4 separate regions of the Mus musculus genome follow, and all the other regions are linked to region 1. The links are chromatin loops, found by intact Hi-C in ENCODE. Cell type or tissue: left cerebral cortex. All regions are shown on one strand. Region 1 holds the start of Prpf4b (pre-mRNA processing factor 4B). Region 2 overlaps Slc22a23 (solute carrier family 22, member 23). Region 3 holds the start of Eci2 (enoyl-Coenzyme A delta isomerase 2). Region 4 holds the start of Bphl (biphenyl hydrolase-like (serine hydrolase, breast epithelial mucin-associated antigen)).

Region 1 (8,000 bases):
CCTGGCTGTAAACTGAATGTTTACCTTGTAACACTTTGGTCTTAGCGCCTGGTTTTTGACACTATAACAATCTATTTGGTTTTTGAGATGTGGTTACATGTAGCCCAGCTTGGCCCCTAATTTACTTTGTAACCAGGGGTTTATCTTGAACTTCTGATTTCCCTGCTTCCTTCTACCAAGTGCTGGGAATGGTGTTATGCACCACCATGCCAAGTTTCAGTACAGGATCTCGATAAGGTAGTCAATAAGTATATCAAGACAAAATCATGGGGAGGGGTGAAACTGTCTTTTTTTTTTTAATGTGCAGAATGAGAAACTTGTGAGTTAAGTGGGGTATACTTAAGAGGAAGAGTTATTGAGACCCAGGTCAGAGGAAAACCAAGAGCACATTAGGGTAGGTGCATTTCCCTTCCCTTTTGTGATCATCCCTTAACCATTCAAGTTATCTCTGGGTAGTGATTTCAGCATCAATTTCATATTGCACACAACACGGCAACTTATATACCTCTCTCAGAGACTGCAAAGCATTTTTATTTTTTTATATTATTATTATTATTTTGGTTTTTCGAGACAGAGTTTCTCTATATAGCCCTGGCTGTCCTGGAACTCACTTTGTAGACCAGGCTGGCCTTGAACTCAGAAATCCACCTGCCTCTGCTTCCCAAGTGCTGGGATTAAAGGTGTGTGCCACACCACCGCCCAGCCGTAGTTAGGGTGTGCTGTGCACAGACACCATGACCAAGAACTCTTCTCATAAAGACAACATTTAACTGGGGCTGGCTTACAGGTTCAGTCCATTATCAAGGTGGGAACATGGCAGCATCCAGGCAGGCTTGGTGCAGGGGCAGCTGAGAGTTCTACATCTTCATCTGAAAGCTGCTATCAGAATACTGGCTTTCAGGTAGCTAGGATGAGAGTCTTATAGCCCACACCCACAATGACATACCTACTCCAACAAGGCCACACCTTCTAATTGTTCCACTCCCTGGGCAGAGCATATACAAACCATCACAAAAACTACCATTTACTCATATAGGCCATTTTGCTCATTGCTTAATTTATTGTGTTTATACAATGAGAACTATTATCCCCAATTTATTGGGTGGTAAAACTAGGAAAAAATTTTAATTGTTCTTGGTTGCACAGCAAACAGTGAAACCCCTTGCTGACATAAATCCTATGTTCATGTAAGTGCATTTTTATTACATCTATTTTGTGTGTTCATGAACAGAGGTCAGAAGACAATCGATGAGGGGGTCTGGGTATTGAACCTAGCTCCTCGGGTCTCTTTTTTTTATTGTTGTTTGTTTTTTGAGACAGGGTTTTTCTGCGTAGCCCTGGCTGTCCTGGAACTCACTCTGTAGACCAGGCTGGCCTCGAACTCAGAAATCCGCCTGCCTCTGCCTCCCAAGCGCTGGGATTAAAGGTGTGTGCCACACCACTGCTGGGCCCTCAGGTCTCTTGACAGGCATCTTTTCCCACTTGAGCCACCTCACCAGCCAGCCCTTACTTTTAGAACATTGTTCTAGGTGTTTCTCTTTATAGTTAATACTGCTGCAAAGCTGATACAATCTAGATACCTAGTAACAAGGACAACAATCTAGTTAGAAGATGCTTGGCAAACCAGAATGAAGCAAAAACTGCTATGTGAAAAAGAGCAAGCGATGACACTGTGTACACAAGTGTGAAATTTAATATTTCACATAGGAAAGGGCTAAAAATAAGCCAACATGTTCGGGCTGGTTCAACGTGGAATTATCCACTTGGGGGATGATTTTCCTTTACTTTGAGTTTGTCCAAATTCACAAATGCACAGAAGTATTTTAAAACAACAAAAAAATTACACTAAGACAGGCATGATGCCTCAAGCGTGTTAACACCAGTTTGGCGTCTTCCCATTAAAGGTCCAAATCCCAATTTTAAACCTAAGTGCTGCTCAAATGGCTTCTACACTCTTCAAAGACACCTGGAAACTCCAAGAGTCAACGGGTTTTACGATGCTCGTAATTTGTTTGTAGTCTGTTACAATTAGCCTATTGAGAGCTCACTGGGTTCCATGGCAACCGTGTACGAGATTAGTAGCTCTCCACAGAAATACACATATTTCAAATATATTTTTCAATTATTTAAAGAATGCCCAGCTCGTTTGGAATAATACTTGAAGCAACCACAGATGGTAGGAAAAGATGAAACGTTCACAAAGACACGCTTGCCTCCAAAGCCTCAACTTTTTGCATTGTCTGCCGGCGCCGTGGTCTCCACGGTGTCACCGAACAAGGCGGACCTCTACTTGAGGGATCTTGGGGTACGCTCAGACGCAATCTTGGCAAGCCGCTGTGCTGACGTTGCCGCAGAGGAGAGGTCGGGGCTGAGATCGGGAGGCGGAGACCAGCTGAGCTGGAGCAGGGAACTGGGAGGGCCTCCCCATAGCTGCCCGCCGCAGTTCTAACGCCACAACCACCGCCCGCAGCTTTGAACACGCCCACGCTTTCTTCTGGCCACCAGCACGCATGCGTCTCTCCGGCTGGCCAAAAGACTTCCGGGAAGCTGGTTCCGCTGTGCAGAGCTCACTTCCGTCCTGATCCGCGGAAACTGCGGCTATGGGTCGGGCGGTTCCTTTACCAGGGCCCCGAAGAGGAAAAAAAAAAAAAAAAAAAAAAAAACCCAAGGAATTGTAATTGTCTGGTCTGTCACTTTGTAAACGTTTCCTGCACGAGTAAGCTAATGTTTCAATATCTGCTAACAGTAACAGCTTGGGATGCCTTTAGGCATCGATTTCGCTCTCCAATTCGTAATAGCGTGGAAATGAACTTGGGTGAAAAAGAAAATCTTCCATGGAAAAGTTTTCCAGCACCAGCTCCTTTAGAAGTGCTTTATTTATTTTATTTTTTATTTATTTATTTTTTGGTTTTTCGAGACAGGGTTTCTCTGTGTAGCCCTGGCTGTCCTGGAACTCACTCTGTAGACCAGGCTGGCCTCGAACTCAGATCCGCCTGCCTCTACCTCCCGAGTGCTGGGATTAAAGGCGTGCGCCACCACTGCCCGACAAGAGCATTTTTATTACATTTATTTTGTGTGTCCGGGCTTAGAAGTGCTTTATTTTACTCTGTGAAGAATGGTGTCTGTAAATCGGAAATCGGTCTTATTTCAGTATCACCATTATCTCCAACGTATTCCTCCCAGAAACAGAAAACTTAATTCCCATATAAAGCATACCATAAAGAACAGAAGGTCAAAAGGGGACCTGGCAGATATTCTGGCTGTTTAAATTAGGCCAGGTCTACGAGCTCTCCGCTAGCCAATCAGCAACAAGGAGAGACACAGCAGGTTTCACCCACTACTGGATCACATGGAGAATCAGCTCTCAGCAATGCACCCGACCCCTTTCTTTGCTGCTGTCTCCAGCAGGTCCCTACACTTACACACTTACACACTCACACTTACACACATAACCAGCGCTCTAAGTGAATCAGGCCTTCTTCTCCCCACGGCCCGCCCCCTAGCCCCGGAAGTTACGTTCCGCGCCCCGCCCCCGGACGCCGAGTTTTTCTATCCGGATTCTTAGCGCGGACTCCCGAGTGCCGCTTTTCTCTACGTGCTCCGCACATGCGCGGCTGCCTGTCCCTTCTTCCTCCGCTTCCACTGGCGTCCACGGTTCGCCGAGCCGCCGCCAGCATCGCGGAGGAGTCGGGAAGTTCAAGATGGCCGCCACGGAGCCCCCGTCCCTGCGGGAGCAAGCTGAGTAAGTGCACCGCGCGGGTGTGTCGGAGCTGGGCCTCCAGGCCGGCAATGCGGGGGACGGCGGCGGCGGCGACCTGCGCGACGGGCGGGAAAGTTCAGGCCTAACGGCGACAGCCAAACTTTGCCTTGCCGCGCGCCGTGGGTGGTGCGGCGGGAGGCGTGGGAGCGGCCTGGGCTTTGCTGCCGGTGGGGCCGCGGCTGTTGAGGTGCCGGCAGCGCGGCCTGCTGTCCGTCGTTGCCCCGGGAGGCGGCGGCACGAGCGGCCTCTACAGGTCCAGTTAGCGTGGTGGCTGCTGCTGCCCTGAGGTCGCGCCTTCCTGCACCTCCCTGGGGGACCGTGGAGCTCTCCGATCTCAACCCTCGGTGATCTCCTTCCCTAAAGAGACCCGAGGAATAGTGGCGGCCGGCAGGCTAAGCCCCGCTTTCCTAACGCATATGCTATCCTTGCGATCCTGCTGATGGTAAAAGCAGAGACGGGGGTGCTAGGGTCACACTTTTGACTGTCCCGGAAATTGTGCTAGCGAAGTCCTTTGCCCTTTACTCTTCCTTCCAACCACAACCCGGTATTTCTCTGTCCATTGGTAGCTTATTTCTAACTTTCAAACTTGAGGCAAAGTAAGGTAGACTACCTGGGTTTTGAGGCCTGGCAGTTTTTTGCCCTAGTTTGTTTTTGCCTTTAGGAAGGGACATGGGAGAAGTATTAGGAATCGTTGCTACTTCTAAATCATTCTAATCTGTGTTTTTAATTAAGCGACTATAGAAGTATTTGAAGCCAAGAGAACACATCCTTGAATAAGCAAAAGGACTAGCTGTTGCTTAAAGAAGAGCAGTGTTTTGTTTCCCACGTTTATGCGAGGAAAGCTTAACTTTAAAGAGAATACCACTGAAGACTGGGTGGCAACAGCAACCCCCCCCACCCCCCACCCCCCAGTTACATCTGCATTATCTATGTTTTCAGCCTGTTTAGGAAAGTGTTTGATACCGTTTCCAGCAACTTGTGACAGATAGCTTGGTTTCTTTGCTGAGAATCTAGTTTGGGGTTCCCCTGTCATTTACTTTACTCAGCTTGACAGAGAATTTGTTTTTATTAAGTATGCTTGAAAGTTGCATTGTGGTTGTGACAATTGGGCTTAGCAGAGAACAGATAGGATTTTAAGATAGCTTATTGTCCAAGTTCATGGTGTGGCAGTTACAGGATGTTAGTTTAGCTTGATGGGTGTCTTCGGCTGTTCAGCTAAGTAGTTCTGGCAATCTGAAAAGTTCTTGGTATTATGTCCATTCACTTAATTTGAGGGGAGGATCCATTCACATTTATTTTGAGTCAGAGTCAGCCCTATTATTTGCGTATTTAATCCTATCTTTATAAGCGTGGGTTTGTTTAGGCTCTGGCAACTACATAACACTGATGGTAGTTTTTAATTTATCCTCCCTTCCCCCATAGAAATTGTGTAAATGGAATTCTTCTCAATGTGTCCTATTTTTGCTAATTTGAAAATAATTAATGGAGTAAATAACAGTTTGATATGAAAGCAGGCACTATGTGTGTTGCTGACCTAAATGGCTTCAAGTTACTCTGAATAGCTTGTAGTTACAGGAAGCTATTCAAAATAGAAAAATTAAGGGCACACATATTACATAGTTTACATTTTCCTTAAAGGCTCAAATGGCTTTTGTTTTACTGGCCTGTACATTTGTCAGCCTCTTTACTTCAGCTTTAAAAAAAAAATAAATGTATTCGAAGTCACCAGGGACCAGGTACTATTCAAATCATTCAAATAGTAGCTCATTAATTCTTGTAACAATCCTGTGGCGCTGGGTCCTGTTGTTGCTGGTATTTTGTGGGTGATGAAACTAACACAGAGACATGAAGTAGTTTGCTCAAGGTCGCACTGTGATAGCCACATTTAACTTTGTAAATGTGGCTCTAAAGGCCAGCTCCCGACTGCTGTACTGTGGCTTCTTCACTTGCCTCTAAGATTTAAAATAATGTTTTTTGCTAGTGTCCCAGAAAGATGGTTGTAGGGAGTGAGGGGGAATTAAGGATCAAACTAAGAACCCTTTTGCACATGTTAATAAGCAAGTACTTTACCCCTGAGCCACATTGTCAGCCTGAGATCATTGAGCAGGGCTGACACTAGGAGTAAACCCAGAGCCTAACATGCACTAGCCTAAGTCCTACCGTGGAGATGTACCTTACTCCCCTGAGCTGGCTGTGTCTTTTCAGGCTGGCCTCCCAAAGGTTGCATTTACAAGCATCCCTACCATGCCCAGCCAAAGATGTGTTTTTGATGTGGTGTTTATAATACATTAAAATTTAATTCCTGAAACATGATTTGGAAAAGGAAAAGCAGAAACTAGGTTTAAGACCAGTTGGTCTTTGGGATCCATTCTAACTCCTGGCTCCATCAATTCTGTTGTAAAAGCATTTCAGTTTGGAAGAGAAAAGTCATTTAGTTACTTCCTTTACATTGGACTTTGCTCAATATTGACATATTTTTAAAGAATTGTCTTTTTTTTAAAAAAATTGTGTAGCTTGCTTGCCTATAAGGCATAAATGGAATGCTTCCCAAATCAATTTATAAAGACTATCCTAGCTGGACAGTGGTGGTGCAAACCTTTAATCCCAGCATTCCAGAGGCCCAGGTAGAGGTGGGCTAGTTTGAGGACAGCCAGGGCCACACAGAATTCCTGTCTTGAAAAGCAAGGGTGGGTGTCTTAGTCAGGGTTTCTGTTCCTGCACAAACATCATGACCAAGAAGCAAGTTGGGGAGGAAAGGGTTTATTCATCTACACTTCCATACTGCTGTTTATCACCAGGGAAGTCAGGACTGGAACTCAAGCAGGTCAGGAAGCAGGAGCTGATGCAGAGGCCATGGAGGGATGTTACTTACTGGCTTCCTTCCCCTGGCTTGCTCAGCCTGCTCTTATAACCAAGACTACCTGTCCAGGAATGGCACCACCCACAAGGGAACCTCCCTTCTTGATCACTAATTGAGAAAATGCCTTACAGTTGGATCTCATGGAGGCATTTCCCCAACTGAAGCTCCTTTCTCTGTGATAACTCCAGCCTGTGTCAAATTGACACAAAACTAGCCAGTACAGTTGACCCCTTGTCAACTTGACACACAAACACATCAGTATTAAGCCTCAACCCTTAGTTTTTATTCATCCCCAAGATCTAAACAACTTTAAAAGTCCCAGTCTTTACATATTAAAAGTTCAATCCTTTCAAAATATCCAGTATCTTTTAAAATCCAAAGTACTTTAAAATTCAAAGTCTCTTAACTGTGGGCTTCACTAAAAAACTTCCTTCAAGAGGGGGAAATATCAGGGCACAGTCACAATCAAAAGGGAAAATTAAACTCTAACTGCCCAATATCTGGGATCCAACTCACAATCTTCTGGGCTCCTCCAGGGGCTTGGGTCACTTCTCCAGCCCTGCCCTTTGTAGCACACAGCTTGTCCTCTAGGCTCCAGCTGCCTGTGCTGCACTGCTGCTGCTGCTCTTGGTGGTCATCTCATGGGACTGGCATCTCCAAACACTGCTGTCTTCCGCTGTGACTAGGCTTCACCAATAGCCTCTTACAGGCTCTCCTCATGGTGCTAAGCCTCAACTCCTTTGCATGACCCCTTCAGTCCTGGGACATCAATTGCAACTGAGGCTGCACCTTCACCAATGGCCTTCCATGGCCTCTCTCAGTGCTCTTCATGACCCCTTCATGCCTTTAAAACCAGTACCACCTGGGTGACTCTTACACATTCCATGTCCAGCCACAGAGAAGGTACAATCTTGGCTATCTCCCCAACTTGCTTCTTGGTCATGATGGACAAAAGTCCAGGAATAGAAACCCTGACTAAGACAGTGGGATTATCTGTTGATAACCAGGCATGATGTTGTACACCATACACCTTTAATTCCAGCTCTTGGGATGCAGATTTCTCAGTTTCACGACAGCTAGAGCTGAAGGTGAGGCCATACAAGTCTTTGAGCTGCTTATGATGGTGCATGCTTGTGACCCCAGCACTTGGAAAGCTGACGGAGGAGTGAAAGTCCTAAGCCACATAGGGTTACCTCACCTTACCCTGCCCCTCACTATTCTATAGCCGACATTTGTGGAAAAGAAAGTTAAAACGATACTAGTGCATGGTAATTGATGACTTTATTTTGATAATACTATTTTGAAAGTGTTCCGTGTCCTGTATTTTGCCAGCTCCTCCCAAGATCTCAGTAGCTTACAGCATAAAACTTAACAAATGAG
Region 2 (8,000 bases), 690 kb before region 1:
AAATGGAACATAAGGGTTTGGCGCAGGTAGGGTGGAATGGGAGCACAGGTTGGTTGGTATGTGCTAAGTACTATGGCTGTTAGGGTAAGCTCATAGCACTGTTCCAGAAACTCAGTGTTAGAAACCTCATCTCAAATTCAAATGTTGGTGGAATTCAGACATGGGAGGGAGCTTTAAGAATAATTAATATTAGAGGTAGTCAAGAGGTTAGGCCCCCTGTGACAGCAATTTTATAAAGCCTTTAGAAGGAGAGGAGAAGCCTGAGCTAGCATATTTACTGGGTCACCACTATCTTGATGCCCTGCACTGTCTTGGGATTCTGCAGAATCCCCATTATCTAGGGTCCTCACCATGTACAACCCCTTACCTTGAACCTCTCAGCCTCCAGGACCATAGCGGAATAAACTGTATTCTTTATAAATTGTCAATTACTACAATGGAGAGTGGATCGAGGCACTAAGGAAGTTCAGCCTCTGTATTGGGCCCTACTCTGGTTGGTTCCACCTAGTAAATCCCATAGGTTTGATATCCCAAGCTACTTTCATCTTGGCTGTATCTGAATTCCTGCAACTTTGAGCTCAGATGGGCCAAAGTCAAAGTGTGAGTCATTTATCTCTATTCCTCTGCCAAGTGAGGAACCCTTGAGAAGACACGTAACATTTTAGCACCCCTCCTTTCGTGTCTCTATCTTCTCTACTTTGACATGAAAACATTCCAGGGGCTGAGGTGCTCTGTAGGTACTAAGAAAGAGGTACAGTGTTGGGGTGAGACCATAGTGTTCAGGTAATGGGCCAGAAAACTGCCTGGTCCCCAGTCCCCAGGCCCAAGGGACAGATTGAGGTGGTTTTATCTTCAGAAGGAGGAATACAGTAGCCTGCCTACCTGTAAGAACATCAGGGAGAATATACAGGGATGTGGACTTCAGGAACAACCAGGTCTTTCCACCTATGGTAAGTGGATTTCAACAAAGACACACACCATGGGGCAAAGGGCAGCTGTACAACAAGCAGTGTTGGTGCAGCAGGGTAGTTTGAGTGCAAACGAATGAAGGCAGAGCCCCCTTCATAAGGCACAAAATAAACTGAGTCCCAGAAAACATCAGGGAAGATTGTTGTGACTTTGGGTCACCTGGGATTTCTTACAAATGCAGCCACAGCACAGAAGCTGACCAGCTAGACTTAATCAAAATTAATAGGTTTTTAAAAAACCCTTCAGAAGACATAATTCAGAAGTAGAAGCCACACAGCCAGGGGCAGATGCTTCCAAAGCCTGCCTCTGACAAAGGATATGTCCTATTGAACTCAACTTGGCTTCAAAACACCTTTGAGAAAGCCTGGAGTAAAGACAGAACAACATGTTGGTGAGATCCTAGAGGGGCTGGAGTTCTCCAATAGCCTCCTGGGAGCAGGATGGAAAACAGGTAGACATTCTCTTGAAAGGAAACAATTTTTTATATAGCTAGCAATTCCATGTACAAAACAAGTAAAACCATATGCACAGACAAACATTTACAAGCAAATGTTTATGCCTTATAGCACTGGGAACAATCCAAATGTCTATCGGCTGTTGAGTGATAAATAAAATGTGGCATATCCAGATATAATGGAATATTGCTTAGCCTTTCAAGGCATGAGACACTGACATGTTACACCATGAAAATTGTTGTACAATTCCATTCACATGAAATGTCTGAAGATCTGATCTAGAGAGACAGAAAGCAGGGCAGTGATTGCCTGGGGCTAGGAGGGTGAAACTGCAAAGGGGCATGAGGGTATAAGTGGTCTATAATTGATGGGTGAGGAACTGGAAATCTAAATGGATGAATTCTATATCACATACATGGCACTCAAGCTATTAACTCTCAAACTCTTCCAGCTTTGGATTCGAGGCCTGTCCTTACAGATCCCCATTACCCCACAGTCAGAGTGAGGCAGCTGCCAGCCTCACCTCTTCTTTGCAAGCTCCCAGAGACTGTACATCCTTTCCACATCACCATGGCTGCTCATGGTCCTCTCAGTAGTTCTTATAAGGGCAAGGCCCTCAGACTACTCCTGGGTTAATGTAGGAGACATGACTTGGTGCTCTCACTGCCTGCCAGGCAGTTCATGTGGCTCCTGTTGGCTTCCTTGGACTCTGCAGAATCCAGGCTAAGCAAGCTATGGAGCAGGTCCAGACCTCTCCGAGTCCTCCCTCTGGCAGACGGTATCCTCATGGTATATGTCTGTGTGTGTCTGTGCTCTAGAGGTGCTCAAGGGCAAGACCAAATCTTGCTCAATCTGTAGTCTCTGGTATTTTCTCAGCAACTGGCCAAGACTTGGTCAACTGGCCCTTGGGCATTACTTGACTTTATGTCAGAATTTTAAGATAATTTCCACCTTCCAGTATTCTTAACCTTTGCCTTATATGTGGGCTGGAAGAAATAATTTCTAATAAATCCGTGCCCATAAAGCACTGCAGAGTTAACGAGATGTCTCTTCCACAAACAGGGTAGAGAGACTCTGAGTGTAATAAAACAAACTGTTGTGTTGTTGGGGTACACATAGCAGGAAATGAGGTGGCCCCAGTTAACTCATGAAGGACTGGATCCTACCAATGACCGCTGAGCCTGTAGGTAAATCCTGCCTCAGGGCACTGTGGCTTGGAGCAAGGATCCAGGTAAGCATTGCCCAGGTCACTGACCTATAGATACCATAAGCCATAGAACTTAAGTCATTTGTTAAATATGACCAGGCTTGGCTAAGGAACCTCTTCCCCACACTTTCATGTCCTCAGTACTTTGTATAAGACAATTAAAAAACAAAACAAAACAAAAAACAATTGAGTGCTAAAAAGAGCCACCTAGGAAGTCATAGTGCTGGTCCAACAAGGGGTGCACTGAGGAGGGATATGCTTGCTCTTAGTGCTGTCCAGGTACCAGTCTTCCCAAGTAGTATCCTGCACCACCTTTGAAAGACATTGGCATCTTTCTGTCAACATTTGCTCATGATGAGCCTTTTGGTATTGCTCTTCCATGCACCTGTCAGGGGCAAGGATTATTTCCTGGAATATCAGCTGTCTCACAGTTTGCATGTAATAAATACTGGATGGCCATAGATCACAATGACTTCCTAGGTAAAAAGGCCAGCTCACCCACAGGCATGGGTCAGAGAGCTATGAGATTTGGCCCATTTGTCGGGTGAATAATACCAAAACAGCCATTCAGAATTTCTGGTAAATCTGGCCCCTTCGGTAAGTCACAGGATGGGAGGGGTGTATCAGGGACCTGTTTGATTGAGACTTTTGATAAGATTGTATTTCTCTGGGTTTTGCTTTCTCTTGCCTCTGCCCATTAGAGTTGCCATGCAAGAAAGCAGAATACAGCCAGCCCCCCATGTAGGAAGTGTGTGAAGCCGCTAAGCCTCAGGCAAGTCTCACATGACACCAAGTGAACAATAACAAAGTAATATATCACATTAATAACAATATTGGCTGAAATATGTTTGATTTATAGCCCATTTAATTTATAGGCATATGTATATGATTTCGAGTATGTTTATATACATATGTAATAGAGAATCCAGTCCCGTCTAGTGGCAAACTGTATATATAGCAGTGGCCTTGTAGGATTATAGTGAAACATCTCTGAGGATTTTATAGCTGTGGCTGTCACAGAGATCACAGCACAACCCATTTCTACATGATTGTAGTGGTGCTGGTATAGACAGACCTACTGCACTGCCAGTTATATTAAAGGACAGCAAATAGAACAATGTGTAATACTCGATACTCTAGGATACTAAATGATTCTGTTTGTGGGTATATGGTTCATACTATCATGAAGCATTTCTACTTAAAAAAAAAAGTTTGCCTCATGTGGTAGCATGCCCTGTAATTCCAGCACTTGGGAGACCAAGGAATGTGGACAGTCTAGGCCAACCTGGGCTACAAGGTGAGAGCCTACGAGCGACACCCCCAGCACCTCAGGTTTTATTTCCTGCCTCCTGATTTTTGTTGAGCATCTAGGTATGCATTGGAGACTCAAGGATGTCCGCATGGTGACACCAGATAGTGACTTATTTTCCCCCACATGTCCTGTTGCTAAATCATATTTGAAACAGTTGTATGTCTTTGTTTATTTTTCCTATGAAAATACTTTATGTTTCACTATTAGTGATTTCCTGGATTTAATATTATTACAGACAATTTTGTAAGAAAAATGGCATGCCAGTTTTGGTTTTGTTTGTTTCTTTTTGAAGTCTCTCGGGATCTTCTTGTGCTTGGTGTCACATTCATTTCCCTCTAAAAGGCTGACTGGTCAGAGCTCCTTCCTGTTGCGCTGGGAGTTCACTAGAGGGCAGCCTATGCCCATGTTTATATAGCAGTGAGGCTTCACCACACAAACCAAGTTAGGCTTCCGTGTTTCTTAGAAGCATGGCATTGTCACTGTCCACCCGATAGCTTTACTTTGGGTAACAACTCTCTGACCACTGCCAATGGGCAGCCTCAGTAGGGGGAGCGAAGTGTGAATCAGAAATAAATGTGAACCATCAACTCATACAAAAATATGAACACACCCCTTCCTAGGTTTTACTTCCTCCTTTATGTTTCTAGCTTTCCTTGATTGAATTTCTGTGAAGTTAAGCAAATACTGTACTCATTGGCACAGAAGTGAAGAACTAGCAAAACTATCCAGGTACAAACAATAACATGAATTGCAATTTGTGGAATTATATATATATATATATTTCTTCCTTGGTATCTAGGAGGGCTGTTACCAGGACTCCCAGATGCTCAAATATCTTATAGAAAATGTTATGGTAATGCATGGGGCCTACATGTTGTTTGCATCATTTACCATTATTCATAATGTTAACACAATGCAAATGCTGTGTAAATAGGTGCTGTATTTAGGGGTTAATGGTAAGAACTGTACATGACCAATAGGCATAGTTTACTGGGTATGGGTGTTAGGGATTGAACCCAGGGTTGTGTACATGATCAGTACACACTACACACTGTAGCACTGAGCTACACTCACTTGCATCATTTCTATAAACAGATGCTATCCATCAGTGGACGGTTGGCAAATCCTTCTTTGTGTGATATCTTGTCTCAAGGCAACAGTAGAGCAGAAGACAGACATAGGGAACTTGCTCAGAGGGGAAGGTCTCAAGGCCAGTCTGATGCAGATGATCTGGACTATAGTAAAAGAATGGAGCCACCTGAACAGCAGGCAAATAGTAATTAGTGGATAAGAAGCTAGGATGGTGCACAAGGCAAGGACAGACAGTCTGTGACTGGGGCTCCACAAATTTGTGAGGAATTTTGCTGACCTTGAATCAGCTTGTCAGCATCACCAGCAGCTGCCCTTTCTCTTCCCTTGTCCCATTGTTGTGGGTAAAGGAAGTCACTGTAGGTTACAGGAGTTCCTGTTTTCAGATTCCAAATAACAGTGGAGAGAAAAGATGACCCCCCACCCCAACAGAAACAGCCACTGGCTACATCTACATCATCCTAGAATTCCTGTCACTTCTGCCCAAGACAAGGGGAGAGATTATGAAAGGATGGAAACCTCTCTTTCCCAGCCCACCTTCCATTTAACTAATGTCTAAGGCCTAGGGTAGGAGTTGTGGAAGCTGCTCTCCAGCTAGTGTAAACATCAGTGGGCTAAGGCTAAGTGGCTCCCTGTAATCGTCTGAACAAAATTTGGTGAGACAAGGTTCACTCTAGCCAAGAGGTTCTCAACCTTCCTAACACTGCAACCCTTTAATACAGTTCCTCATGTTGTAGTAACCCCCAACCATGAAATCATTTCATTACTACTTTATAACTGTAATTTTGCTACTGTCATTAGTTATGATATAAATATCTGATATGCTGGATATCTAAGATGTGATTCCCAAAGGGGTTGTAACCCACAGGTTGAGAACCGTTGCTTTAGTCTCTACCACCCACAGGAAAAGAGGTTATCATGAATTTGTGTAGAAAACATATCCTGGTATATGTCTCTTGTTCCTGGCACCTTAATTTTTGTAGTTTGGGCTGGCTAATTTTATGTCAACTTGACACAAGCCAAAGTCATCTGAGAGTAGGGAATCCCAACTGAGAAAATATCTCCATAAGACCAGGCTGCAGCTAAGTCTGTAGGGCATTTTCTTAATTAGTAACTGATGGAGGAGGGCTCAGCCCATTATGGGTGGTGCCATCCCTTGGCTGCTGGTCCTGGATTCTATAAGAAAGCAGGCTGAGCAAGCCATGAGGAGCAAACCAGTAAGCAGCAACCCTTAATGGCCTCTACATTAGCTTCTGCTTTCCCTTTCCTGCCCTGTTTGAGTTCTATACTGATTTCTCTTTATGATGAACTATGATGTGGAAGCATAAACAAAATAAATGGTTTCCTCCCCAGCTTGCTTTTGGTCATGGTGTTCTATCAAAGTAATAGGAGCGATATTGAGTAAGAACACTGTTGTTTTTCCTTCAAAAGGTTTCTTTTCAACATAGTGTAGAGCAGAGTAAGACTTTCATAAGAAAGAGGAAACCGGTGGACCACACCTTCAATCATCTTGGGTGTTTCTGTGTGGAGTGGGTAGTAGGGAAGCAGCATGTTTATCCTGGGACTCTCATGGGAATTCTTCATGGGTTTATTTGCAAGAAAATGCTGCACAAACCACCCGTGGGAAGAGTTCCCATGGAGACTCTTCCAAGCCTGGCTTGGAAGTGGCCACAGTTTCCTTTCAACCACTGCAGGTACAAAACATCACCGAGGGCCAAATATTTTTCTAGTTTGTCATCTTGGCAAGGTGGACTTTAGAACGTATTTGTTCAAATTATATCCCTTAATAATTTTTCCAGATTTGCATCAAAGAGGAAGAGGATATCATATTTCTTTTACTCTGGGTTGTTAAGCACACTGACAGGGAGGCCAGAGTTATGGGGTGCCCTCCCAGAGTCATGCAATGGCTGCCAGTGGCTATGAGAAAGCCAGGACTAGTAGCAACTTGCACTTTAGCTGAGAGATTGTCTTCGTGGATTCTTTTATAAAGGAGGGAATTTAACTGGTGGGGAAAGAGTAAGGTGCTATACTCCTTCAGTGTTTTGCAATTGCAGGCACAAAAGGAGCTTCTAGTCTACCTCACCTTAGCTCAAGCAGAAGGCAGGGAACTAGAGGACTTACTCAACACCCAATTGCTTTTTTGTAAATATACAACGATGAGACATTTTATAACAGGGACCAGTAACCAGCTGCCTTGGTTTATATTGTAAAAATTCAAGGGAATGAGTCAAAATGAGGTCATGAGAAAATTCTGTTGTCAGCAAGGAGGGAAGTCCACAGACCTGCCTACCTGCTCCCCAAGTCCTCCCAGCACCAGAGGGCCTAAAATAATTAGTCTCTCTGAGTCCCATCTGAACTGGAAGGTCTGCTTGTTCTTCTGAAGGGTGTCATCATGCTGACTTCTGGGTTTCAGCTCACAGCTGAATAACTGCCCACACTCACAATTTCAAAAAAGCATGTGCACTAGAAATGCTAATGATATTCCAATAAGGATCTCAGTGTGACATGAAGCACAGCCAGCCCTTGAGTAAGTAACAAATGCCAAGTGCAGGTGAGGTCTCTAACTCAAAATGCTTGTAGATTTTGTACCTATGAATCTGTAATATCTGCATATATATATCATGGAATATCTTGGAGAGGGAGGAGATCTAAGTCTAAATACAGACTTGTTTACATCTTAGATACGGCTTGTGGAACTTGAAGGTCATTTCTACACAATATTTAAAACAATTTTGCCCATGAAACAGAATTTCAGGGTGTAAAATTTTTTGCAGCCATGTCAAAACAAGCAAACCATGTTGGGGATTAGGAGTATTTTAGATGTCAGATTTTTAGTGTAGGAGCATCCAACCTGTGTTAGGAAGAGGGACGTGGTAGAGGGGACGCAGTTAAGTGATGCTCTTTCAAATATTATAACTTTACCATGATACAATCACAGTGGGATTAAATGCTGTGCTTCATGGGCCAC
Region 3 (8,000 bases), 120 kb after region 1:
CTACATTGCGGATGGCAGCCTTGACCCCAGGTCACCTCCAAGCACATGATAAACTCCCTGTAATATCAAGAAGGAGGGCTCAAGTGATTCACTTATTAGCATTGTTCAAGGGGAAATTTAAAATCGCCCTTCAAAGCAGCTCATTCAAACAGGGCAATTACTGCTCTGCTGATGATAAAGCCTCTCTCTTCTTCCCTCCCCTTCTACTAAGGATCCACAAGCATGGCACAGACCCAGGGTTTATGCTCCCTTAGGGGCCCTCGGTGCATCTCCTATTAATGCTTCTCCACTGAGACTGACCTAACTGACTCATACTTCCATTCACAGCAAAGCTTCATTGTCTTGTGGATATGTAGAACCTACTAGGAACATACAAGCTCTAAATAATGCCCAACTCTGCTGGATGAAGCATGAAGCCAGCCACTCTCATCTTCTTCCACAAAACCAAAAACAACCCCCAAAACAAATAATGCTGAAATTCTAAATGGAAGAAATAGAAGTAAAGAAAAATGTATCTAGTCCCTGGGCAGGAGCATCACCTGGAAGGATATGGCATTCTTTTTGGTGGGCCGATTGAACGTGATCTTCGTGATACCATCTTCAGAAGTTACCAGGATGTCTTTGGACTCCCGGGCTTTCTCATCAGCTCCACGCTTTCCCTGGCTCGGGGCTTCAGATGAGGAACTCAAACTGGATACGAGATCCACATAGTTCTGCCTGGCAGTTTCCTGAGGAGTAGATGGCCAAGTCCTTCAGCCTTCATAATAAGCAATTTGAGAAGCATACTGTGCAATAAAAACCACTATGCAACAAAGAGCAGGGGATCTGATTCAATAAAGGAACATCATGAGTCCAGTAGTAATGGGTGAAATGACCCATATGTGTAATTCCAGCCACTGGGAGGCAGAGGCAGGAGGATTGTTGAGTTCAAGGTTAATTTAGGTACAATAGTGAGGGGGGAAAAATCCAAAAAATTTCAAGCTGATTGATAAGATATTTCTCGGAAACAATAAAAAGCTTCTAGTGACTTTAAGTTAATAATTAATGGTCTAGTTAATAACAATAAACAAACTTACCTTGGGTAGGCTGCCCAGGGCATTCCATGCATCCCACTTGGCTTTGTTGACAAAGTCAAGCATACCAGGCTTAGGCATATTACAGGGTCCTTCTGTGGCCTGTAGAGAGCACAGGGGTGATTAATATGCAATATGCAAGAGAAAGCCTTTGAGTGAGTGACTCTAAAAACCCAAGAGCTTGCCAGTTTGATATTCCTGATCTCAGTTTTCACAGGGAGTGAAAATATACTGAGCCAATTTTCAAAAGTTACAGAACACTGGGAAGTCCGCACTGTGTTCTGAAACCCCATCTGTAGGGACAGAAGCAGAAGTTTAGTGGGAAACTCCTGCTAACTGCTCAAGAGAGCTGTAGCTGCTGCAGGTAGGGATGAGCTCTGACAGTTCCTGGTCCTCAGGAAGTTCCTCTGAGGGTCACGTCAGGAAATAAAAAGAAAACGTTTTTTTAACTTTTTTTTTTTAGAGAGAAGATGGAGTAGGTATCCTGAGATGAATAAAATACCCCACTTGGCTAACTTTTAGAAGCGATTTAAAACAATTTTAAAAAGTCTCACTTTTGTAATAGAGTCAGTTACCAGAGGACAGAGGAGGCTTTGAAACTCACAGGCCATGGAGGCTCTGACCTCATACAGAGAAAGTCACTGTATGGAGCCAGCCATCTGGGAAGTTACAGGAACCAAGGTTGCTCTTTTCTCTGCCACTGGGAGCCTAAGGTACTGCTAGAAGCTTCATTTAGTGGCTTCCACTTGTCTCTTGTCCTGACCTTTCTCCACCCTAACTCTTGACGGCTCCTAGCTCCTGACGAACTGTTTCTAAGATCATCTCAGTTCAAATCCATTAGAAAGACTGGAAGGACCCTGCGAGCTGTGGTTTTCACAGTCGTAGTTCCTCCCAGGGAAAGGATAAAGACTTAAATACAGGATAGAGTTCAGAGGAGAAGCCAGTGTGACACTACTACTGTCCTCTCCCCAAGAGTCAAGAAGGGGAAATACCCGAGACTAAGGGACATATGACAATACATGGAGTACTGCCAAATGAAGAAACTCTCAGCAACTTCTGTGTCTGGTCTCTGCCAGAGCCCTAACCCACAGGTGAACCTGCCTATCCCAAGACCACACTGTACCCTAAACTCTGCTAGACTCTCCAGGCCAAGAAAGATACTTGTATCAGGCATGAAAGACAGTTCATGGGGCTAGAGAATACCTAGTAGTAGCTGAGGGCAAAGTCTTTTTGGACAAGTAAAATTCTCGAATGTTTGCATCCATTTTCTTAGGGTGTGTATTGCTGGGATAAATTACCATGACCAGAAGCAACTTAGGGAGGACGGGGTTTATTTTAGCTGATAGCACTCAGGCTGCACTCTGTCAGTCATAAAAGTCAGGGCAGATAATGAAGACAGGAACCTTGGAGACAGGAACTGAGGCAGAAGCTGGGGGTGGCAGGGGGTGTGGTGGGGGTGTGCTTATGGGCTTACTCAGCCCACTCTCTTACACATTCCTCATCAACTGTTAATAAAGTGTTCAACAGACTTGCAGACACAACAGTCTTATTGAGGCACTTTCTTAATGGAAGAGTCCCTCTTCTCAAATGTTTCTACCTTATGCCAAGTTAACAAAACAAAGCAAACCAACCAGGACACCCGAGATAAAGAGACACTCACACGCATCGCTTAGTAGAAATGATAAGAACAATAAATGATAACAATGGAGTCCAGACTGGCAGACATCTGATGAAGTCTTTTCCATTATAACCTTTAGTTCCTCAAAAGTTAGAAAAATTTTCCAACATTCACAAATATGAGTTACAGTATCCAATTAATCAGTTGAACAGTTATTAAATTTTACCTTATGTCTTCTCTGATTTTGTCTTTTTTATTTTAATTAATTTCAAACATCCCCCTAAACCCATACTATTTCATCCTTAAATACTATCTATTTCCCCGAAACACCAACATTTTATTATATAATTAATCATGGCACTGTTAACGATAACCAGGACACTGGTAAATGATGGTAAAACTCGGTCCGTATTCAAGTTTATCCAACTGCCCCAGTGAATTATTCTCATTAGGAAGGGCTCAAGCAGGCTCCAAACATGTGAATATAAATGGTGTATCTTCCAAATCTCTTTATTCTGGAGAGAAGCAGAGGAGGCTACTCTGTGCTTTAATAGCATATAAAGGCCTAATATGAAAAACAAAACAAAATAAAGCCTGCATACATACACCCCAAAGGGGAGCCAGCCATGCAACCGGAATGTTAGAAACAGTGTTAGAAACGTATCAGAAACGTATCAAATTCAGGAATCATTTGCTCAAAATGCGTTTAAGTTACAACAGAGCTCAGTCTATTACCTGCTTGTACAGTGCATAGAGTCTTAGCTTCACTTCGTTTCCCGGGTCCTTCTTCAAGAGTTTCACCTGGTTCAATGCATTTTCAAAGTCCTGCTGACTGGCTCTCATTGTTGGTCTGCCCAAGTGCAGTTTAGCCACTTGTAATCTGAAGACCTGCAGGACACTACAAATAGTGGTTTCTGTTTGTTCCTTGCCCTTTTATTTCTGCAGCAACAGGATTACTGATTGGCTCCAACTCATGTTGATCAGAACAGCATGCATCTACAACAGAGGCAGGCGGATTTCTGAGTTCAAGGCCAGCCTGGTCTACAAAGTGAGCTCCAGGATATCCAAGGCTATACAGAGAAACCCTGTCTCGAAAAACAAACAAACAAACAAACAAAAACAACAACAACAACAAAAACCCCAACAGTTTCCCTAAGTAAGCAACTTCCCACTGACGCTTATTGCACGCTCATTCAAATGGAGGGTAAGTTTTGCCTTTTGAGAAAGTCACACAGCGGTTCACTTTGCTCCATAGTTCTTTGGGTTATTACTTATGGAGCACTCTCTCCAGCCACTTCTCTGAACAAAGTGAGCTTACTGCTTGAAACCCCACACTGGTTCAGCAGCGCTCAGAGCTAACTAGCAATATTGGACAAAGTGTCATCTTAGCCAAGGCACTGCGTGCGTGCCCTAGGAAGTCCCGGGCTGGGCCTGGAGGCCTGGGTGCCCCGGGGACCCAAGCACCGACGGAGGCGACCGGAGCGCGTCCATCCTTACCCTTTGGGACTCAGCAGAGGAAGAACCTTCGAGGTCACTCTTTAGAGCTCTCTCGCTGGGAAATCGTCAAAGTAATATCCTGCTGTCTCGCTAGCCAGGCCAGATGACAAAGCGGGCGGCTCCGTGGGCGGGCGAAAATTCCCGCTGGCGACTTTGGGCCGGAGAGTCGAGGCTGCAAGCTTACCTCGGACACCAGCATCGAGCCCGACTCCAGGTCACTGCCGCCATAGCTAGATACTGTGGTCAAACTGAGCCCGGAGGCTTAGGCCCAGCAGAAACTGCAGGGCAAGACCGGGAAGGGGCGGAGCCAGAGGTGCGCTCCGGGCGTGGGTGGGGCCAGGGTTCAGGGGCGGGGCCAGGATGTGAGCTCGGCCTGTGAAAGGACCCGGGGACAAAAAGACTGGCGGAGATAATCTTGGATGTGAGCCCTGGGCAGGGGTGCGACTAGCGACTCCTTCAGAGTTGAGAATGGGCGGGTTTCGAGGAGGAGCCTAGAATGCCTGGCCCAGGTCCAACTCCGTACAAAGGTGATTGGCACAAGATCTGGCAAAGAGGGACAGGGTACGGAGGCGGTTCACTGTGTTCTTCGGAATATTAATCAGAGAGCCTAAGCATATTTATTTACAAACCGGACAGCTCCCAGAATGTTTAGTTAGGAGCACGCTCCTGAGCACGTTCAGTCTAAGGTCATGGAACATTATGTTTAAAAGATTATATGGACAAGAGTGCTCCTGGATATGCTTATCTTGCACAATTAAGTTTAAGCTGAACATGAAACGGTATAAGCTTCATTAATGTAGGCGTTTGCCCCTAAGGTGATTCTCATGCTTAGCAGAGGCCACCTCCAGTAAACACCACGTCTGGCTGAAGATTGGGGTGGGGGTGGGGCAGTTCGCAAGGAAAGGGAACCACACTGAGCAGAGTATTAGTTGAGCTTGAGGATCACTGCGCCCACGTTAAGAAGCTCTTGTAGTGTGTGAGACCTGGAACTAGCATTGTAAAGTACCTTCATAGTGAGTCCTAGACCTCCCTGCCGACTCAAATGATCCTCTTTGCACGTAGATAAAATTCTTGATATGAATATATATATGTTCTGTGCTAAGAGTAATAGAGAGCCACGGAAGAGCTAATTGGTAGAGCTAGAGAATTGACTAGGCTATTTGAGAACAGTCGTGGCTCTTGCAGAAAGCCCGGGTTTGGTTTCTCTGAATCTACAGGGTGGGTCATAACCATTCATAACTCCAGTTCCAAGGGGACAGACACATTTTATGACCTAAACAGCCCTCAGACACACAGATGGTATGCATAATACCAGTATGCAAAACCAATTACATAACGACAGTTAAATAAATAGACAAAGTAAAACAAAAAAGTTACAACAAATACATTTTTTTAAAAAGAGCCATTGGGTATGCTTTTGATCTACTTTACAGTGCAGTCAAGATGCCCGGGCATGTCTCTGAGAGTTTTGTTTCTGTACTAGAGTGAGAATGGCAGAATCCTCCTCAAGATCTCACCAGAGTTCGAATCTCCACTCCTGGTTCTTATAAAGACCTTGGAGAAGGAGGTGTGTGGGTCAATTAGGTCCTACCTTAGAGGCTTGACTGCACGTGAGCAGTGCTGTCTAAGAAGGGATTTGATACAGACACCCAGGCCTGGTGGTCACAAGAGCCAGGAAATGTTCCCAGTGAAACTGAATCTTGGGGGTTCTACTTCACAGGGTCTGCTCAGTATTCTGGGAGATGTTTCTTGAGACGGTGCCATGGAACCTATGATGGATGGAGATGCCAACCAGAGTGCTTGTTTTTATTTATACTATTAAAACCATCAGCTCATGTTATCATTATGGCATATAAAAATTCTATCAATAGCAATCAACAGTGAAGTCTAGAAATCTTAAAGAAGCCTGAATGTCCTCTGTCTCACTACTGGTTTCTCTGTATGTATCTGTGATCTGTGATCTTTTAGTAGCTGTTTTTTTTTTTGTTTGTTTTCTGTTTTGATTTACAAGCCCTCATACCTGTTTCTGTCTAGTCTTTCTTTGGGCCTCACTGTTTCTATATTACTCTTACTCGACTAGTACTGACTGGGTTTGTTCTTACTCAGTTAGTACTGCCTGGATTTGCTCTGTTTCCTACCCCCGCAGTCCATTTTCTTCCTGCTCTCTGAAAAATCTCTCTACATTGTAAACTTGACTGTTATGGTTTGAACTGTCACCTGGAGTTCATGTTTGGAAAACTTCCTCTCCCAGTTCCTGTGTTGATGGCATTTGGAAGGAAGGTCTTTGAGCAATGATTAAGATTAGACGTTAACATGCAACATGAAGGCCCTGGCCAGGTGCCAGAACTTTAACAAGTAGACTTCTCAGAGTGCTGAACTGGCTTCTGTTGTCTGTAGTTTATCCACTTGATGGCTTTTGATTGGAGAAACATAAAATGGACCAGGAGACTGACATGACTCAAAATCTTCTCTTGATCTTTCTTCAGTCACTAGAATGCTGTGTGTGTCCCTTTGCTTTCTAAGTGAACCCAAACTTCTTAGTTTAACACATAAAGCCTTTAAGATATGGCCCATAATGTTAATCATCTATTACACTTGCTCTTTCCATTTCATTCATTCACTCTTTCATTTATTCACTATGTTAGGGGTTTGTTTTGTTGCTGTTGGTTGGTTGGTTGGTTTGTTCGTTTTGAGACAATTTAGCTATGGACCCCAGGCTGGTTTCAAACAAGTATTGATCCTCCTGCTCTGTCTTTTGACTTGTAGGATTTTAGGTTTGCACCATGGTGCCGAGCTCTTTTATTATTATTATTATTATTATTATTATTATTATTATTATTATTAATTTTAAAAACATTTAAAATCTCACGATAAAGGTATCACTTGAACTTGTGATGATCCTCCTGCCTCTACCTGTTAAGTGCATGGATTGCAATGGACATCCCAACCTATTCTTTCCATTTAGAAATGGGTGCCCAGGCTATCTGGGTTTCTGCAGCCCATGATTTCTCAGTTCAGATACTGTTTTACGTGGGAAATCTCTGACCCCCTCATTGGTTCCGTTCTCCCACTGTGATCCTGCTTCCCAGAGCTGGTCTATCTCTTAGGACAAATGTCAATAACTGATTAGCAGTTTGTTCAGTCTTCAACTGCCCTGCATGAAACATGATTTCCCATCTCTGGACACCCGGCTTGACAGGAAACATCATAGATGTTTGTTGTGTGTATGTGTGTTGGAGGGGGTGGGTAGGCCAACCAAAGACTTTCTCAGAGGCTCTGTTGAAAAGATAAGAGGAACTTTAGTTCTGTGTCCTTGTTCAGGGGTGAATCTGGCAAGCCCAGTCTGAGGCTGGAGCCAATACCTTGAAAGAGTCAAAGCTGCAGTTTCTGGTGACATGGTTTTTTATTCCTTGTTTTGATGATCAACTTCTAACACAGCTATGTCTAAGGCATCGTGTGTTCTTTTCAACAGCATTATCTGGCTCTCTGCTGAGCTTGGCGGTTTTCCCCCCACTGCTAACAGTATAAAAGATGTGAACTTCTTAACAAACTTTCTTAGTGTAAGTCACCAGCTGATACAAGACCTCTTGGTTCCAGTTACTTCTCTTGTCTTCTTCATTTCTCATCCCGATTCCTCCCATTCGATACTTTTCTGTTTGGGACTCTTATTCGTGAAGGTTCAGGTCAGTATGTTGAGTGTCAGTGAACAATAGTAAGTATAGTAAGTATCTGTCTAGCCTGTGTGTTTCCATATATGATGACAACTTTGGGGTCAGTTACCCCCTCTTCAGTAAGCTGTCAGAAGGTCTTAA
Region 4 (8,000 bases), 840 kb before region 1:
TTATCAATTAGTGAGAGATTTTTAAGGAGTGCTAAGGAGAAAAAGGTGCAGGGCAGAGAGAGATCTTCAGGTACTGGCTGTCATTGCAGCTCAGGTACTGGCTGTCATTGCAGAGCTGCTGCTGGTTCTGGCTGCTGTAAAAAGTCTACTTTTAAGTTTCTAAAGTTTCTCTACCATTCTGGCGCTTCATGCAGTTTCCCACCCTGTGAGCCCCACAGAGGGAACAGATGTGCAGGAAACACTGATCGGGAAATACCATCTCCTCCTCTCTGGATATGACTGGTGCCTTAGCACTGTTCCCTGTGCCCAATAAACTGTTTCCTCAGTTTTCTCCAGTGTGCTGTACAAATATGTTTCTTCTGTGTGCCACCAATCAAGAAAGGACAGCTTCAGAGTCATCTTGTGCCTTTAGGAAGCCCATATTGCAACCTACAAGTGAGTGAAGGAGCTAGGGTAGAAGACTGAAGCCGCCTACACCAGCCACAGTCACTGTTAGGATGGGCTGCACAGCCGCTTTGGCCTTGTTGGCCATTCTGGCACTCATTGGCACTTCATCCTCCTTTGTTGGGCTATCCTGTACTCAGTAGGATATTTGGGAACATTCCTGGCCTCCATCTGCAAGATGCCAACAGTACAAGTCAACCTCACAACACCCACCAGGTGTGAGAAAAATAACTAGATATTGCTACATGTTCTTTGGAGGGACTCTCCTGTAACGTTATTTCCCCCATCCCCAGACAAGGTTTCTCAGTTCTCGCTGTCCTGGAACTCACTTTGTAGACCAGATTGGTCTCCCAATTCAGAGATCTGCCTGCCTCTGCCTCCTGAGTGCTGGGAATAAAGGCATGTGCCACCACCACCCAGCTTCCTGCTGTAAGTTTATATGCCTTACTTCTCCTGTCACACAGGCTAGGCCATCATTAACAGCATGGAACATGCACAGTGGAAGGGAATTGGAGCAGGGAAGGTTCCAGGCTTTCCTGAAGGAGCCTGCATAGTCTTTAAAAAATGTTTTCTTTTTAACTTCTAATGCTGTTTTAAGAAGACAGAATTAGAAACTGCTTCTAGTGGAGTTTTAAGGAGAATAAAATAGCAAGGGAGGCCAGAGCTGGTTTTGGAATTGCAGTAGCAATCAGGGTCCTAGTATTAAAATCATGTCTGTTAGTGTTCAGTAGGGGAAGACTTGTGTGTCCACTGCTGAAGATAGGTGCTTCAGATCCAGGCCTGGATTGTGACCACAGACTTTCAGATCTTTTCCAGGCTCACCACTGACAGCCAGACAATGGCTTGGCACCTCGAGTTGTGGCTGAGCCTGTATGAGTTGAAGGATGGTCAGTAGATGAAGCCGTTTACTCTCATGGTGTGTGCCCTTGTACAAGAGATCTGGGCGCGTGACACAAAGCCAGTCATTGACAGGCTAGACCCAAAGACCTTTAAGCACTCCCATTTGCTTCCGCTGTATCACAATAACTGATGACTTTGTAGTCAGTGGTACCTGCTCCGAACAAGTACGTGGAGTGTGGGAGTCCCTCTGGGAGCCCAGCGTGGAATTAGAACACCTCTTTAAAGCCACCTCCTAAGCCGAGCAGAATGCAGTGGACTGGGGTACAAGTCAGACCTGAGTGTCATTGTCCACATCATGGAAAAACAAGATGGCCACCAGAACACTGAAGGCCTGAGGAGACTAACCCTGTTCCCAGAACTCAGAGTTCTGTTTGGTTCTGTTTTTAATAAGATAACCTTTCTTTAATGTATACATATGCATATACATATATATTTGTACTTTAAATACAGAGTACTGAATAAAATTTATGTGACTATACTGCTCATGTTGGCATCTCCTGTGCTGCTAACAGAAGGGTATGCTGATGGTGAACAGGTGTTCCCATGCAGCACACTCTGTCCCCAAGGGGCCAGCACCACGGCAGTCCTTCCACATGGCTCAGAGGCCTTTCAGCTCTGCTCTAAGTGCCTCCCTGAAAAGAGCTGTGCTTACCTCTGAGGGTTTCAGTCCAAGCTACACGGCACGACTATACCTGGCCAGAAACCAGATAAGCAAGGGGAGCCAGGCCGGAAAACAAGAGAGGAGACTCGACAGTTGCTCCCAAGCACAGGTTTTCTACTTGCTGTGCTTGTGGTCCTGTCTTTCATCAGTTGTGTGGTTACTGTAAAGAATGAGAAAAGGAGCCCTGCCTCAAAGACTTGTTTTTTTAGATCTATTTATTTATGTCTATGAGTACACTGTAGCTGACCAGATGGTTGTGAACCACCACGTGATTGCTGGAATTGGAACTCAATGACCTCCAGAAGAGCAGTCATTGCACTTAACCGCTGAGCCATCTCACCAGCCCCCTCAAAAACCTCTTAACCATTATCTTGATGTATTTTTTTTCTTTGCTTTCTTAAGAGTTGTTTACAAAAAGATGCAACCTATTCTAACAGGGTAAATATTTTCAACCATTTCACTTTAAGTTAATGAAGGTTCATAAATGAACAACATACCCACTCAGTATCCTATCTATCTATTTATTTATTTATTTTGTGTGCACATGTGCTTTTTTTTTCTTTAATGTGGAGGTCAGAGGCCAACTGATGGAAGTCAGTTCTCTATACAAGTAGGGCCTACTTACTTCCTTGGCAGAATCTTCTACCTTCTATGTTACCACATTTTCCAAAATGTCATGTTTATATTCAGTGAAAATTCCAGTAGTGTGTCAACTCTTGTCCACATATCTGGGTGTTCCTTTAATTGCCTCTGCTGTATTTTGCTGCATCCCCAGCACTTGGGAGGCTGACACAGGAGGATCAAGCATCCAAGGCTAGCCTCACCCTAGGCTTCTCTATGGTATAAGCAGTATACAAAGATATCTAAAGGGTTGACAACCAGATTGTGGCTAAAACTGAACCACTTAATCTGATAATGTTTTATAACTGCTGACAATATTTTTAAAAAGGGCCTTAGAAGGTGAGGTAGGGGAAGAGGGGAAGAAATCAAGGTTCCCTTCATGGTTTTATCGCTTCAAAAAATGGGGTGGGGTTAAAATGGAGGACAGACTCAATGACATTTACAAATAAGTGATTATAAAGAGTTAAGAGCTAGTGTAATTGTAGTAAGAGGTATGATGTTTTCATATAGCATTAGGAAGCTAAGCCGACCTGAATACCCCTCCACAGCTCTGTGAGCCAAGCCTTTCTAACTTCTCTTCCCACTGTTTCCTCGTCTATAATCTGGGGTAAGAAGTATGGATGGAGAAGGAGCATATACTAATTAAAAATATAGTGACACACTTTAAGGCACCTGGCACAAAAATGACTAGTTTTTGGTATGAAGTATTGAAAGCTCCCTCCCCCCCCATTACTGGGACTAGTCATTGCTGGGTAATTGGATCGTGAGGACTCTGACTTAATCAATGGAGTTATCTATTAATGGATTCATAGTTTGTTGGTATTATTGGAAGATATAGGAGGTGGGGCCTGACTACAAGAAGCAGGTCACTGGGAGCATGCATGTCTTTGAACAATTTTTCCTTTGAACAGTTTCTTCCAGTTCTTTCTCTTCTCCCTCTCAGCCTGTTAAGTGCTCTTAACACTTAAGTGCCTCCGCTCCCACCATGCACTGCCTTTCCTCGGGCCCAAAGAAATGGGTCCGGATGACCTTGAGCTTAGAGCTCTGAAACCATGAACCTTTCCCCCTTTTACATTGTTCTCAAATGTTTGTCACAGTGGTGCATAAAGCTAACACAGCAAGATGTACAAATGATGAGTTCTTAAGACGTGCATAATAAATGTTGCTCTAAGTAACCTAAAGGCTTGCTACCATTATGCTTAGCATCAAGGGACCAGGGCTAGATAATGTGGGAAGTGGGACATAGTCAGGTGTAGTGATGCAGGCCAGATGTCCCAGCATGAGTCAGGAGGATCAGGAGCTCAAGATCAACATCAGCTAGAGTTCTAGGCCAGCTTGAGCTTTCCTTCCTTAACAGAGGCAGGATGGTCTGCTGTGCACTTGTCTCTCAGAGGCTCTGCTTAGATACCCTTTAGGTGAAGGCAGCACAGCAGGTGGCCCCGCCGACCCATATCCTTGGACTCCTTGGCAGTTGCAAGCAAGGAGCAGTGCCTACTGAACTGTCCACCCTGAGAGAGCTAGGACTAGAAGGACACGCTCTGTTTTTGTTTCTGGGCAGGCCTGACAAGGAGCAGAGCGAGCTCCAGCAAGGCACAGCGGGCCAGGGGCGGGACTTCGAGCTTAGCACTTGAAGGGTGGCATCCAGCCGGGCGCATGCGCGTTCCATGGAGCTTGTGCGACCTGGAGCTATGGCGACCGCAACAGTTCGCCCGGCGGCCCAGCGGTTGCGGCTGCTCCTCTCGCCCCTGAAATCCCGGATCTGCGTACCCCAGGCCGAACCCGTAGCCACCTTCGGGTAATGGCGTGCTCGGGGCAGCGAGGGCCACTGGCCGGGGAGGGATACGGACGCCTGGCGTTGTCGGCCCTTCCTTGCTCAAACCCCACGTCCAGATCCCGCAGAACTGGTGTGCGAGCACTTTGATGCCTGGGGTTAGGTTCTACGTGCTGGGTGGTGGTCCAGCCTCCTCAGTGCACAGGGAAGGAACTGGGGAGGAAGGAAGGGGTGGGGGGCTTGCTGGCCTCTTAGCCATTTGCTGGGAACAGTAATTATTCCTGCCAAATCAGAAATCTGCCTAACCTGCTTCAGTGGCAGGCAGGGCCCAAGTTTCCTGAGTCCTTTTGCTTGCTAATTTTAAACTTAAGTGTGCAAGACAATCTGCTTGGGAACCTGTGTAAATTCAAAGTCCCAGGTTCCCCTGCCAGAGAGTCGAGTGTGTGTGTGTGTGTGTGTGTGTGTGTGGTGATGGCCAGGACACCGAATCTTCACTTCTATTTCCCTCTACACTACACTCCAGCCCTTTGCTAAAATAATAACATTCATGGAGACCTGCTGTCTTGAAAATGGGTGCACGGTCTCAAGAGAATGTAAGCAGAAGATGTGGATAGAGCAGGCTGAAGTTGTGCGCATCCCTCCATGTTATACACATGCAGACATAGGCAGTGGTCGTGTGCAGTTTACTATCGGTGGGCCATTGACAGTAGTAACGAGCATTTGGAACTTTATTAGACCTGATGTGGAAACCAATCGTTTGAGCATATAATCTGGAAGTAGAAAGAACGGAAAAGCGACCCATTTTTTTGTTTGTTTGTTTGTTTGTTTTTAAACATTAGTAGCATGATTGTGTAGCTCTCTTAGTCTATATCCAATTCAGATTTCTTCTCTCATATGACTTTAACAACTTTTTAAATATACACGTTGGAAAACATATCAGTGACTCTGGTTGTATAAATTGCTAGTGAAGAGGCATGTTATCCCGTTTCCTGATTGCAAAAAGGGCTTGAACGAGGCTACTAAGGTTGTGTTAATGTCATGCTCATCGGCAACTTAATGGCTGTTGAGAGTCTCATTCACTTAGCTGCACTGGAGACCACTCTTCCTAAAAGATCTCTGCTAAGGTTTCCCTTAGTCTCACCCTGCATTGTTTTAGAAATACAAACGGCCTGTAACCTGAGAAACAGCTCCAGGTGGTTAATCCTGAAGCCAGGCTGCAGCCTCAGCCGCAACAGTCCCATGAAAACCTCTTCACAGCCAGTGTCCAGCCCGCAGGTAGCTGAGTTATGCACCACAGAGTTTCTTGTAAATCTGATACTTGGAACTTTGACCCTTTCCTTACTTCATGATCTCTGTGATCTGTTGAAAAGTCATTTTTTCTGTGGGGAGTTGTATGTCCGTTCTGATGTTAATAATTTACTAAATCTGACAGTCTGAAAACAGTATTTTCTGAGTTAACCTAAGGAGGTCCGGCCAGAGAATCAGGTCCATTCCTTCGCCTCATCGCTGCCTCCACCCCCCGACTTGGCAATGAGACTGAATGCCACTTTTGCCAGGAGATTAAAGAGAATCATGGGCTTTTGAGATCACATAGTCTAAATAACTGTATTATTGACCCTTCTTAGCTGTGTGACTGTAGACAAGTTACTCAACCTCTCTAGATTCCTGACCTTGCAGTGTTTGTATTTGGAACAATGATTGTGAAACAAAATAAAAATAAATAATTAACAAGTACAATTAATGACATAGTTGGCACATTGAATGAAGAAAAAGAAATAAGACAGGAAAAGACATGATCGCTCCTAGATATGATGGAGAAGAAAGTTTATTATAGATAAATAAGGATAGCATAGCCAAAGGCAGACACAACTGGGAAAGTCCAGAGGGGTAGGGCCAGGGAGGGGGAGAGGAGAACCAACTACAGCAGCCAAGAGGCCAAAGGTACAAAAAGGGGCAGGTACCCAAAAATGTCTGGATTATATAAGGAAGAGCCTCTGGGGAAATGACAGCCTAGCCCCTAGGCTGGAGAGTTCTGGGTAGAGGGCAGGGAATGCCAACTATACCCTGTAACAGGTAGGGATGAGGGATGCTGGGGGAACCTAGAGGCCAGGTCCACTTTGATATGTTAAATAGACACCTCAACCACTTGTCCAGGTTTGGAACTTAACATATATAAATAATAGCACTATATATAAAAAGACACCACACTTTGTGTCATCAAGTAGTGGCAGCAGTTGATACTGTGACTCTCGGTTATTGATGAGAAGCAGAGTATAAGCAGTAAGGACTTACAAAGTGCAGCTGCATCTTATTAAGCAATCCCTATTTTCATCTCTAAGTGAGGTGCTCACTTAGGCTTTCTATTGCTTCTATGACCAAAATGCAAATTGGGGGGGGAAAGGGTTTATTCAGCTTATGCTTCCATGTCACAGTTGATCATCAAAGGCAGTCAGCACAGGAACTCAAGCAGGGCAGGAACCTGGAGGCCAGGAGCTGATGCAGAGGCCATGGAGGGGTGCTGCTTTCTTGCATGCTCCTCGTGGCTTGCTCAGCCTGTGTTCTTACGGAACCCAGGTCACCAGCCCAGAGATGGCACCACCTGCCATGGGCTGGGCCCTCCTCCATCAATCACTAATTAACAAAATGCCTTACAGCTGGATCTTATGGAGACGGTTTCTCAATTAAGGTCCCCCTCCTTTCTCACAACTCTAGTTTGTGTGTCTAGTAAACATGAGATTAGCTAGCCCAGTGCTGAAGCCAAAACTCTGTGTCAGACCCTCAGATGCTCATCTTGGGCTGGGTTATCTAATCCTGTGATTATCAAATTAGCTTTCCCACCAACTTGTGGCCTCTCTGTTAACTGCTGTGCTGCTCAGAAATGAATAGGTAGGTAAAGAACTTATGAAAGTGCAGACACATGGTAGTAAGTACTTGATTTGATTTACCTATTTGCCCTAAGCCCTTATGCTCTAGCCTTCCTACATAATCATCTCTCCCTGTTTGAGGGGAGTAGGACCCCTCCCCCAGTATCATATAAAACATCACAGGTCTGGACACCCAGGGAACGGAGACAAGGACAACAGGAGACAGGAAGGTACACTTTGGAGGCCTCTTAAAAGTGATTCTTCTGTTGTTCTTTAAAAAATTAACTCAATCTTGCTGGACTGTCGGACTCTCCTGAAGAAATTTTAAAAATACAGTTGCCTACTTCCTGTTTAGAGTGTGTCAGCCTGGGTTCATGGAGTTAGAAGGCTGGCCAATGATTTGAATTCAAATGTTGAGCCCTGCTGAAATAACAGGAGAAAAGAGATGTTGGTGCTGGTAGGCTGAACTTGGTGTGTTGCATCCACAACCCAGGGTCTCCACCACCTTCACCTTTACCTGAAAGCCCCCACACATGCACACAAGGAACTAGTGGCTAGTCCTATCTGCCTATCTCCTGCTAGCCTTCAAGCTTCAGGAGGAAGGACGTGCCTTTAGTGTCCGGCAAGGTGTGGCTTTGGAAGCAGCTACAGGGCTGTGCCAGAGTTTCTGAGTTTTGAGAGTTTCTTGGGATTGTCCTAGTCATGGGTGTTTGTAAAACACAACACAATCTCATAAACA

What was found. A loop is a pair of places that touch in the nucleus more often than their neighbours do. Peaks named below come from ENCODE experiments on the same cell type or tissue, not always from the same donor. Only the 100,000 strongest peaks of a DNase experiment are listed, where the experiment ranks them.
Region 2: it touches region 1 in a loop (5-fold over the local background); 27 of 42 quality-filtered maps call a loop at or near these places.
Region 3: it touches region 1 in a loop (3-fold over the local background); 7 of 42 quality-filtered maps call a loop at or near these places.
Region 4: it touches region 1 in a loop (4-fold over the local background); 11 of 42 quality-filtered maps call a loop at or near these places.

What each region holds. Positions count from the first base shown.
Region 1 is chr13:34,871,953-34,879,952 of GRCm38, forward strand. Prpf4b (pre-mRNA processing factor 4B) reads left to right here and starts at 3,577. Exons shown (of 15, transcript NM_013830.3): 1 at 3,577-3,742. The coding sequence starts at 3,702. Gm36839 (a long non-coding RNA gene) reads right to left here and starts at 3,288. Exons shown (of 2, transcript XR_382181.1): 1 at 3,217-3,288; 2 at 1,676-2,616. In left cerebral cortex, a CTCF peak has its summit at 3,988; DNase peaks (open chromatin) are centred at 2,489, 2,946 and 3,551; H3K4me3 peaks cover 3,478 bases; H3K27ac peaks cover 2,500 bases.
Region 2 is chr13:34,183,337-34,191,336 of GRCm38, forward strand. The region is part of intron 9 of Slc22a23 (solute carrier family 22, member 23); the gene reads right to left. Among named protein-coding and RNA genes, the nearest start is that of Gm52037, 11 kb to the right of the region's middle. In left cerebral cortex, a CTCF peak has its summit at 4,321 (motif pointing right); DNase peaks (open chromatin) are centred at 4,346, 6,642 and 7,369; H3K27ac peaks cover 811 bases.
Region 3 is chr13:34,989,642-34,997,641 of GRCm38, forward strand. It overlaps Eci2 (enoyl-Coenzyme A delta isomerase 2), which reads right to left and starts at 4,503. Exons shown (of 10, transcript NM_001110331.1): 1 at 4,373-4,503; 2 at 3,427-3,589; 3 at 1,077-1,175; 4 at 540-728. The coding sequence starts at 4,416. In left cerebral cortex, no CTCF peak of the experiment used is centred here; a DNase peak (open chromatin) is centred at 4,579; H3K4me3 peaks cover 1,645 bases; H3K27ac peaks cover 1,694 bases.
Region 4 is chr13:34,033,349-34,041,348 of GRCm38, forward strand. It overlaps Ripk1 (receptor (TNFRSF)-interacting serine-threonine kinase 1), which reads left to right. Exons shown (of 11, transcript NM_001359997.1): 11 at 1-1,822. It overlaps Bphl (biphenyl hydrolase-like (serine hydrolase, breast epithelial mucin-associated antigen)), which reads left to right and starts at 4,293. Exons shown (of 7, transcript NM_026512.1): 1 at 4,293-4,421. The coding sequence starts at 4,315. In left cerebral cortex, no CTCF peak of the experiment used is centred here; DNase peaks (open chromatin) are centred at 4,258 and 4,820; H3K4me3 peaks cover 1,709 bases; H3K27ac peaks cover 1,177 bases.